2 separate regions of the Homo sapiens genome follow, and region 2 is linked to region 1. Evidence: chromatin loops called from intact Hi-C (ENCODE). Cell type or tissue: right lobe of liver. All regions are shown on one strand. Links, peaks and the distances in the headings refer to the core of each region. The heading gives the core; the rest is flanking DNA.

Region 1 (4,402 bases), core at 69-4,068:
CAGGAGAATCACTTGAACCCAGGAGGCAGAGGTTGCAGTGAGTCAAGATCATGCCACTGCACTCCAGCCTGGGTGACAGAGCGAGATTCCATCTCAAAAATTAAATAACTATGTACATATATCACAAAATATGTGCTAGTTGAATCTTTACATTAGTAAGGCTGTTAATTGTTAAATCTGGGGCTGGGCAGAGTGGCTCACACCTGTAATCCCAGTACTTTGGGAGGCCGAGGCGAGTGGATCACTTGAGCCCATGAGTTTGAGACCAGGCTGGCCTACGTGGTGAAACCCGTCTCTACTACAAACACAAAAATTAGCCCAGCGTGGTGTCGTATGCCTATAATCCCAGCTACTCTGAAGACTGAAGCCCAAGGATCAGTTGAACCGGGGGTGGGCGGTGGGGCAAAGGTTGCAGTGAGCCGAGATCATGCCACTGCACTCCAGCCTGGGCAACAGAGCGAGACGCTGTCTCAAAAAATAAATAAAATAAAAAACTGTTAAATTTGGGGAGGAGTCAAAGTTACATGCAGATTTTCAATTATTAGGGGAGTCAGCACCTCTAACCACCATGCTGTTCAGGGACCAATTGTAAAACTATTATTTTATAGCCTCTTCACATTAAAATAATGTCTTCATAAATTACTAAACAGCCAATCCCTTCCTTTTGACAGGTGAAGGAACAAGGTATTGGAGAGTTACAATGATGATTAAGGGAATCTCTTTATTTGGCTTCTGTATAAAATTTGATTTTCCCTTCCCCACTAAAAAAATTGGATCAACCAAACAAAATAAAACAAAACCGGCCAGGCACTGCTTGTAATCCCAGCACTTTGGAAAGCCAAGGTGGGAGGATTGCTTGAGCCCAGGAGTTCAAGACCAGGCTGGGCAACATCGTTAAGACTTCATCTGTACTAAAATGCAACAAAGTTAGCCAGCTGTGATGGCACAGGTCTGTAGTCCCAGCTACTCGGGAGGCTGAGGTGGGAGGACTGCTTCAGCCTGGGAGGTCAAGGCTGCAGTGAGCCATGATCGCACCACTGCACTCCAGCCTGGGTAAGCAAGACCTCATCTTTAAAAAAAAAAAAAAAAAAAAAAAACCAACACAACTTCTTTTTAGCAAGTGTCAGAAAATGCTCATCCTCTTCATATAGCCTGGCATTTTTTAAACCACATTTTTTAAAAGATAAAATAATTTATTAAATGGGAAACAAGACTTTTTCTTCAATTCTCATATGGTGGAGCTGTGATGAATCACAAGAATCTGTATTTGGTTCTAATGTGACTGGATCCATCAACAGGCATTTGGTAATCCTCACTATGACATATCATCAAGGCAATGCAGCACACAGGTATCCCTCTCTTAAAGGTCCAAGTGTATCTCAGTTGGTGGTCTTAAGTTGAGGTTTGGCAAACGGCTGGCAATATTTATTTTAATGTCAGATAATTTAATAATGGTAAATGAACTCCAATTTCCACCCCTCCTTCATGCAACCGTAATGTATCTTGGTATAAGCTGGCTCTTCCCCAGTTCCAAGACTGGAGCACATGATGCAGACCTATGCTCATCAGCACACCATTATTTTGACTGAGATTGATTCAGATATGGGTACATTATATCTAAATTGGTCAGATCAATTAGAGATTCTATTTGAAGGTAAGAAGAAAAGACTTTTTCCACTGTACCTGAACAAATAGTCTTAGAAGCTACTGGCACTCGTCTTGTAATCACAAGTTCTCTGGTGGACAACACCAAAGAAGCCGATCTGGAAAACCAGCTGCAGTCACATCATTTGCAAAACCTTTGGGGCCAGGCCAAATAAGCACAGGGCACGTTGTGAGAGACCAAGGTACAGCCACTTATCACCAGGTTACTCTATTGTTTTTGTGAAGTTTCAAATGCTGCTTTCTAAATTATCTCATTTAGTCCTCCTCAGTACCCCATGAAATAAATTATTGTTAATTCAATTTTACAGATTGAGAAAACTGCACTTTAGAAGAGTGTATATGACTTCTCTAAGGACAAAGAGGAAAGAAAGGGTAGCATAATGTACACCTACGGCACTGTCTGCCCTGCCCTACTGCCCTCATTTTCCTGCAAACTGCCTCCCCATTCTCAAAGTTCTCATGTGACCCTACCCGCCTGATCACAATTAATTAGTCAAGGAGCCAGGCACGATGGCTTACATCTGTAATCCCAGCACTCTGGGAGGCCGAGGCAGGCAGATCAAGACTTGGTTAGGAGATTGAAACCATCCTGGCTAATATGGTGAAACCCCATCTCTACTAAAAATACAAAAAATTAGCCAGGTGTGGTGGTGTGCACCTGTAGTCCCAGCTACTCGGGAGGCTGAGGCAGGAGGATCGCTTGAACCTGGGAGGTGGAGGTTGCAGTGAGCCGAGATCATGCCACTGCACTCCAGCTTGGGTGACAGAGCAAGACTCAATCTCAAAAAAAAAAAAAAAATTAGTCAAGGAGTGGGCACCTGGCAACTGACCTAAATGTAACTAATGAATCTTTTCCTCCAGAGCTCTATACTCAAGACTCAAAGATCTGAAGTCAATGGTCAAAGCTGAAGCTGTTAGATATAAAGTTCCAGTGCTGTAGGCAGCCATATTTTCCACATGTGACTAAAACCAGTCTACAATCTGAGAGAATGATGCCAACACAAAGAAAAACGTAAGAGAACACAGAGAATGAGCCTTGCTTGCATTTAAGCCCAAATTCTAGTTTTTACTGAAGTTCAACTTAATCTTTACCTTTAATGAGACTAGGTTTTCCTGAATCCAAAATTCTTTTTTAAAGAATCAACAAAGTGAGGAGGCAACCTAAAGAATGGGAGAAAATATGTGCAAACAAGGGATTAATAACTAGAATATATAAGGAGCTCAAACAACTCAGGAGAAAAAAAGTCTAATAATCCAATTTTTAAATGGGCAAAGGATCTGAATAGACATTTCTCCAAAGAAGACGTCTATCATGCCTATAATCCCAGCACTTTGGGAGGAGGATCATTAAGCCGAGGAGTTTGAGACCAGCCTGGGCAACATGGCAAAACCCTGTCTCTACAAAAAAAGAAAAAAAAATACAAACATTGGCCGGGCATGGTGGCACGCACCTGTAGTCCCAGCTACTCAAGAGGCTGAGGTGAGAGAATCATCTGAGCCAGAGAGGTCAATGCTGCAGTAAGCCATGACCCCACCACTGAACTCCAGCCTGGGCAACAAAATGAGATCCTGTCTCAAAAAAAAAAAAAGATGGCCAGGCGCGGTGGCTCACACCTGTAATCCCAGCACTTTGGGAGGCCAAGGTGGGCAGATCACCTGAGGTCTGGAGTTCGAGACCAGCCTGACCAACATGAAGAAACCCCATCTCTACTAAAAACACCAAAAAAATTAGCCAGGTGTGGTGGTGCATGGCTGTAATCCCAGCTACTCGGGAAGCTGAAGCAGGAGAATCGCTTGAACCTGGGAGGCAAAGGTTGCGGTGAGCCAAGACTGCGCCATTGCACTCCAGCCTGGGCAACAAGAGGGAAACTCTGTCTCAAAAAAAAAAAAAAAAAAAAAGACATACAAATGGCAAACAAGTATATGAAAAGGTACTCAGCACCACTGATCATCAGAGAAATGCAAATCAAAACTACAATGTGGTATCATTTCACCCCAGTTAAAGTAGCTTTTTTTTTTAATCCAAGAGGCAATAATGAATACAACTGAGGATGTGGAGAAACGGGAACTCTCCTACAATGTTAACGGGAATGTAAATTAGTACAACCACTATGGAGAACAGTTTGGCGGTTCTTCAAAGAACTAATCAAACTACCCATAGAATCCAGCAATCCCACTTCTAGGTACATATGCAAAAGAAAAGAAATCAGTATAGCGAAGAGATATCTGCACTCCCATGTTTATCATACCACTATTCACAACACCCAAGATATGGAAGCAACCTAAGTGTCCATGATCAATGGACAAAGAAAATACGGTACATATACACAATGGGATATTATTCAACCATAAAAAAGAATAAAATCCTATCATTTGCACAACATAGATAGAACTCAAGGTCATTACATTAAGTGAAATAAGCCAGACACAGAAAGATAAATCTCACATGTTCCCATTCATTTGTGGGATCTAAAACTCAAAACAATTCAACTCATGGAGACAGAGATAGGAAGGGTAGTAGGGGAGAAAGGGACTGGGGGGATAGTTAATGGGTACAAGAAAAAAAAAAAACTAGCTAGAAAAAATGAATAAGATCTAGTATTTGATAGCACAACAGGCTAACTATAGTCAATAATAATTTAATCATATATTTTTAAATAACTAATGGAGAATAATTGGATTGTAACACAAAGGATAAATGCTTGAGAGGATGGATACCTCATTTTCCATGATGTGA
Region 2 (4,402 bases), core at 214-4,213, 61 kb after region 1:
TTACTATAGACTTGTAGTATATTTTTAAGTCAGGTAATATGATGCCTCCAGCTTTATTCTTTTTACTTAGTATTGCTTTGGCTATTTGGGCTCCATACAAATTTTAGGATTGTTGTTTCTATTTCTGTGAAGAATATCATTGGTATTTTGATGGTGATTACATTGAATTGTAAATTGCTTTGGGTAATATGATTATTTTAACAATATTAATTCTCCCATTCCATGAGCATGTGTCCTTTTTAATTGTTTTCATTAGTGTTCTATAATTTTCATTGTAGAGGTCTTTAACCTCCTTGGTTAAATTTATTCCTAGCTACTTAATTTTTGTTTCAGCTATTGTAAATGGGGCTGCCTTCTTGATTTCTTTTATAGCTAGTTCATTATTGGTGTATAGAAATGCTACTGATTCTTGGCGAGGCACGGTGGCTCACGCCTGTAATCCCAGCACTTTGAGAGGCCGAGGAGGGTGGATCACCTGAGGTCAGGAGTTCAAGACCAGCGTGGCAACCATGGCAAAACCCCGTCTCAACTAAAAATACAAAAATTAGCTGGGCGTGGTGCCGCGTGTCTGTAATCCCAGCTACTCAGGAGGCTGAGGCAGTAGAATCACTTGAACCCAGGAAGCAGAGGTTGCAGTGAGCTGAGATTGGGCCACTGCACTCCAGCCTGGGTGACAGAGTGAGACTCTGTCTCAAAAAAAAAAAAAAAGAAAAGAAATGCTACTGATTCTAGTGTGCTGATTTTGTATTCTGCAACTGTACTGAATTTGTTCATCAGCTCAAAAGAGTTTTTGGTGGAGTCTTTGGATTTTTCTATATATAAGATCATGTTTTCTGCAAAGAGGCAATTTGACTTCCTCTTTTCCAATTTGGTTGACTTTTATTTCTTTCTCTTGCTTGATTACTCTGGCAAGGACTTAAAATACTATGTTGAATAAATGTAGTGAAAGTGGACATTTTTGTCTTGTTTCAGTTCTTGATGGAAAGGCTTTCAGCTTTTTCCCATTCAGCACGATGTTAGCTGTGAGTTTGTCATATATGACCTTTATTATTTTGAGGTATGTTCTTTCTATGCCTAATTTGTTGAGAGTTTTTATCATGAAGGGATGTTGAATTTTATCAAGGCCTTTTCTGTGTCTACTGAGATGATCATATGGCTTTTGTCCTTCATTCTTTTGATGTGATGTATCACAGTTATTGATTTGCATATGTATTGATAATGCATTGATTTGCATATCATCCTTGCATCCCTGGGATAAATCTCACTCAATCCTGGTGTATCATCTTTTTAATGTGTTGTTGGATTTGGTTTGCTAGTATTTTGTTGAGGGTGTTTGCATCTACGTTCATCAGGAATATTGGCTTGTAGTTTTTTGTTATTGTGTCCCTGTCTGGTTTTAGTGCCTGGGTAATGCTGGTCTTGTGAATGAGTTAGGAAGAGAACTACCTCCTCTTCAAGTTTTTGGAATACTTTGAGAAAAATTGTTGTTAATTTTTTATAACTTTGGTAAAATTTTCATAACTTTGGTAGACTTTTTATTACTAATTCAATCTTGTTACTTGTTATTGGATTTTTCAGGTTTTCTATTTCTTCCTGGTTGAATCTTGATAGGTTGTATGTGTTCAGGAATTTATTCATTTCCCATCGATTTTCCAATTTATTACCATATAGTTATTCATAATAGTTTAATGATCCTTTGTATTTTTGTGGTATCAGTTATAATGCCTCCTTTTTTGTTTCTGATTTTATTTATTTGGAAATTCTTTCTTGTCTTGGTTAGTCTAGCTAACAGCTTATCGATTTTACTTATTTTTTCAAAAAAACAACTTTTAATTTCATTGATCCTTTGTATTGGTTTTTAGTCTCTATGTGGTTTAGTTTTTCTCTGATCTTTATTATTTCTTTCCTTCTTATAATTTGGGGTTTGGTTTGTTCTTGCTTTTCTAGCCCCTTGAGGTGCATTGTTGGTTGTTTATGTGAAACCTTTTTACTTTTTTGATGTAGGTATTTATTGCTGCCTACATCAAAAAGGTATTTATTGTTACCTGTTCTTAGTGCTACTTTTAATGTATCCCATAGGCTTTGGTATGTTGTGTTTCCATTTTCATTTGTTTCAAGAAATTTTTTGACTTCTGTTCAGGAACATGTCATTTAATTTCCATTATTTGTACACTTTTCAAAGGTCAGCTTTTAATTGGTTTCTATTTTTATTCCATTGTGATCTGAGAAGATGCTTGATATGATTGCTGTGATTTTGATTTTAAAAATTTGTTGAGACTTGTTTTGCGGCCTAAAATATGCTTTATCTTGGAAAATGTTCCATGTGCTGATGAGAAGAAGGTTCTGCAGCTATAGGATAAAATGTTCTCTAAATGTCTGTTAGGTCCATTTGGTCTAAAGTCCAGTTTAAATCCAATCTTTCTTTCTTGACTTTCTTTCCCATCTCGGCTTCCCAAAGTGCTGGGATTACAGGCGTGAGCCACTGCACCTGGCCTCTTTCAGCACTTTGAGTATATCATCCCATTCTCTCTTAGCCTGTAAGGTTTTTGCTTAGAAATCCAGTTAGTCTAATAAGGATTCCCTTATATGTAACTTGATGCTTTTCTCTTGCTCTTTTTAGAATCCTTTCTTTGTCTTTGACTTTTGACAGTTTGACTATAATATGCCTTAGAGAAGACCTTTGGGGATTGAATCTATCTGGAGATATTTGAGCTTTCTGTATCTAGATGTCTAGATCTCTTGCTTGACTTGGGAAGTTTCAGCTATTATTTCATTAAATGGGTTTTCTATGACTTTGCCTATCTCTTCTCTTTTTGGAACCTCCAAAATTAAAATATTTGGTCACTTTATAATGTCTCGTATGTGATGTCATGTAGGCTTTCTTCATTTCTTCTTCTTCTTGACTAGGTTATTTAAAAAAAAAAACTGTCTTCAAGGTTAGAAATTCTTTAAATTTTTCTGCATAATCTAATCTATTGTTGAAGCACTTAGTTGTATTTTTTATTTCATTCATTAAACTCTTTAGTTCCAAGATTTCTGTTTGGTTCTTTTTCATGATATCCATTTATTTGTTCAATCTCTCATTTAGATCATTAATTGTTTACTTCATTTCTTTGTATTGTTTATCTATGTTCTCTTGTATCTCAATGTTTCTTTAATATCATTATTTTGAATTCTTTTTCAAGTATTTTATAAATTTCCTTTTCGTTGGGATTACTAGAGAATTTTTGTTCTTTCTTTTTTTTGACAGAGTCTCATTCTGTCACCCAGGCTGGAGTACAGTGGCACGATTTCAGCTCACTGCAACCTCTGCCTCCAGGGTTCAAGCAATTCTCATGCCTCAGCCTCCCGAGTAGCTGGGATTACAGGTGCTCACCACGACGCCTGGCTAATTTTTGTATTTTTAGTAGAGGCATAGTTTCGCCATATTGCCCAGGCTGACCTCAAACTCCTGGCCTCAAGTGATCCACCCACTTTGGCCTCCCAAAGTGCTGGGATTCGGGTGTGAGCCATTGTGCCCTGGAGTTCCTTCTCTTTGCAGCCCCAGTACTTTTCTTTGTAAACTCTACAATCCTGGCCTCCTGAGACTCTCAGATCAGAGAGTCTCCTCCACTCAGGAAGACCAATGGGCTCTGTCTGACTAAGTTCCCTCATCCTGAGCCATGGCTAGGAAACTCTCTCTAGGTGGTCTTGAACTCCTGGGCTCAAGTGATCTTCCCACCTTGGCTTCCCAAAGTGCTGGGATTATAGGCCACCATTCCTGGCTGAGAATTATTGTTTTCCTCGGGAGGGGTCACATTTCCTTGCTTTTTCATGTTTCTTTTGTCCTTACATTGATATCTGCACATCTGGTGTAACAGTTTCTTCTTTCAATTTTATCGATTTTCTTTTATAAGAAAAAACTTTTTCCTACAGATGTATCTATAATGTTGGTTGGGTAGGGTGCTTTGGCTTTGATTCTTGGTGGGTGCGGTAGTATAGCTTCCATATGATTTCTATGGCTATGATCAGTGTCAGTGGCATCTTTGAGTTCCTCAGTGATTCGGGCTGTGGTTAATAAAGGCTGTGGTAACGCTTTGCTGAAGATGGGGATGCCAGGTGGTCTAGTCCTCAGGTATCAGTGGTAGTGTCAGTGGCCCAAGCATCACAGCTGGCTGGCATACGTGGGCACTAGTAGTGGCAGTCATGGGTGGGCCAGTCCTTGGGGTTCCACGCAGCTTGCTTTGGTGACAATGGTGGCAGTGGTGGGGTAGGCAGGTGGATGGATCCTCAGGCTACTGGGTAGTATGCATGGCATCAGTCATGGCAGCAGTGATGGCAGGCTAACCCTCAGGCCCCTGAGAAGTACGCGTGGTGTGCCAATGGTGGCAGTGCTGGACTGGGTGGGCCAGTCCCCAAGCCC

The links. Peaks named below come from ENCODE experiments on the same cell type or tissue, not always from the same donor. Only the 100,000 strongest peaks of a DNase experiment are listed, where the experiment ranks them.
Region 2: a loop joins it to region 1, with 7 times the contacts of the local background. A loop is called at or near these places in 1 of 110 quality-filtered maps.

Annotation. Positions count from the first base shown.
Region 1 is chr18:21,091,508-21,095,909 of GRCh38, forward strand. The region is part of intron 1 of ROCK1 (Rho associated coiled-coil containing protein kinase 1); the gene reads right to left. Among named protein-coding and RNA genes, the nearest start is that of ROCK1, 18 kb to the right of the region's middle. In right lobe of liver, for the core only: no CTCF peak of the experiment used is centred there; a DNase peak (open chromatin) is centred at 1,804.
Region 2 is chr18:21,152,689-21,157,090 of GRCh38, forward strand. All of the region lies in intron 2 of LOC107985161 (a long non-coding RNA gene), which reads right to left. Among named protein-coding and RNA genes, the nearest start is that of ROCK1, 43 kb to the left of the region's middle. In right lobe of liver, for the core only: no CTCF peak of the experiment used is centred there; no DNase peak of the experiment used is centred there.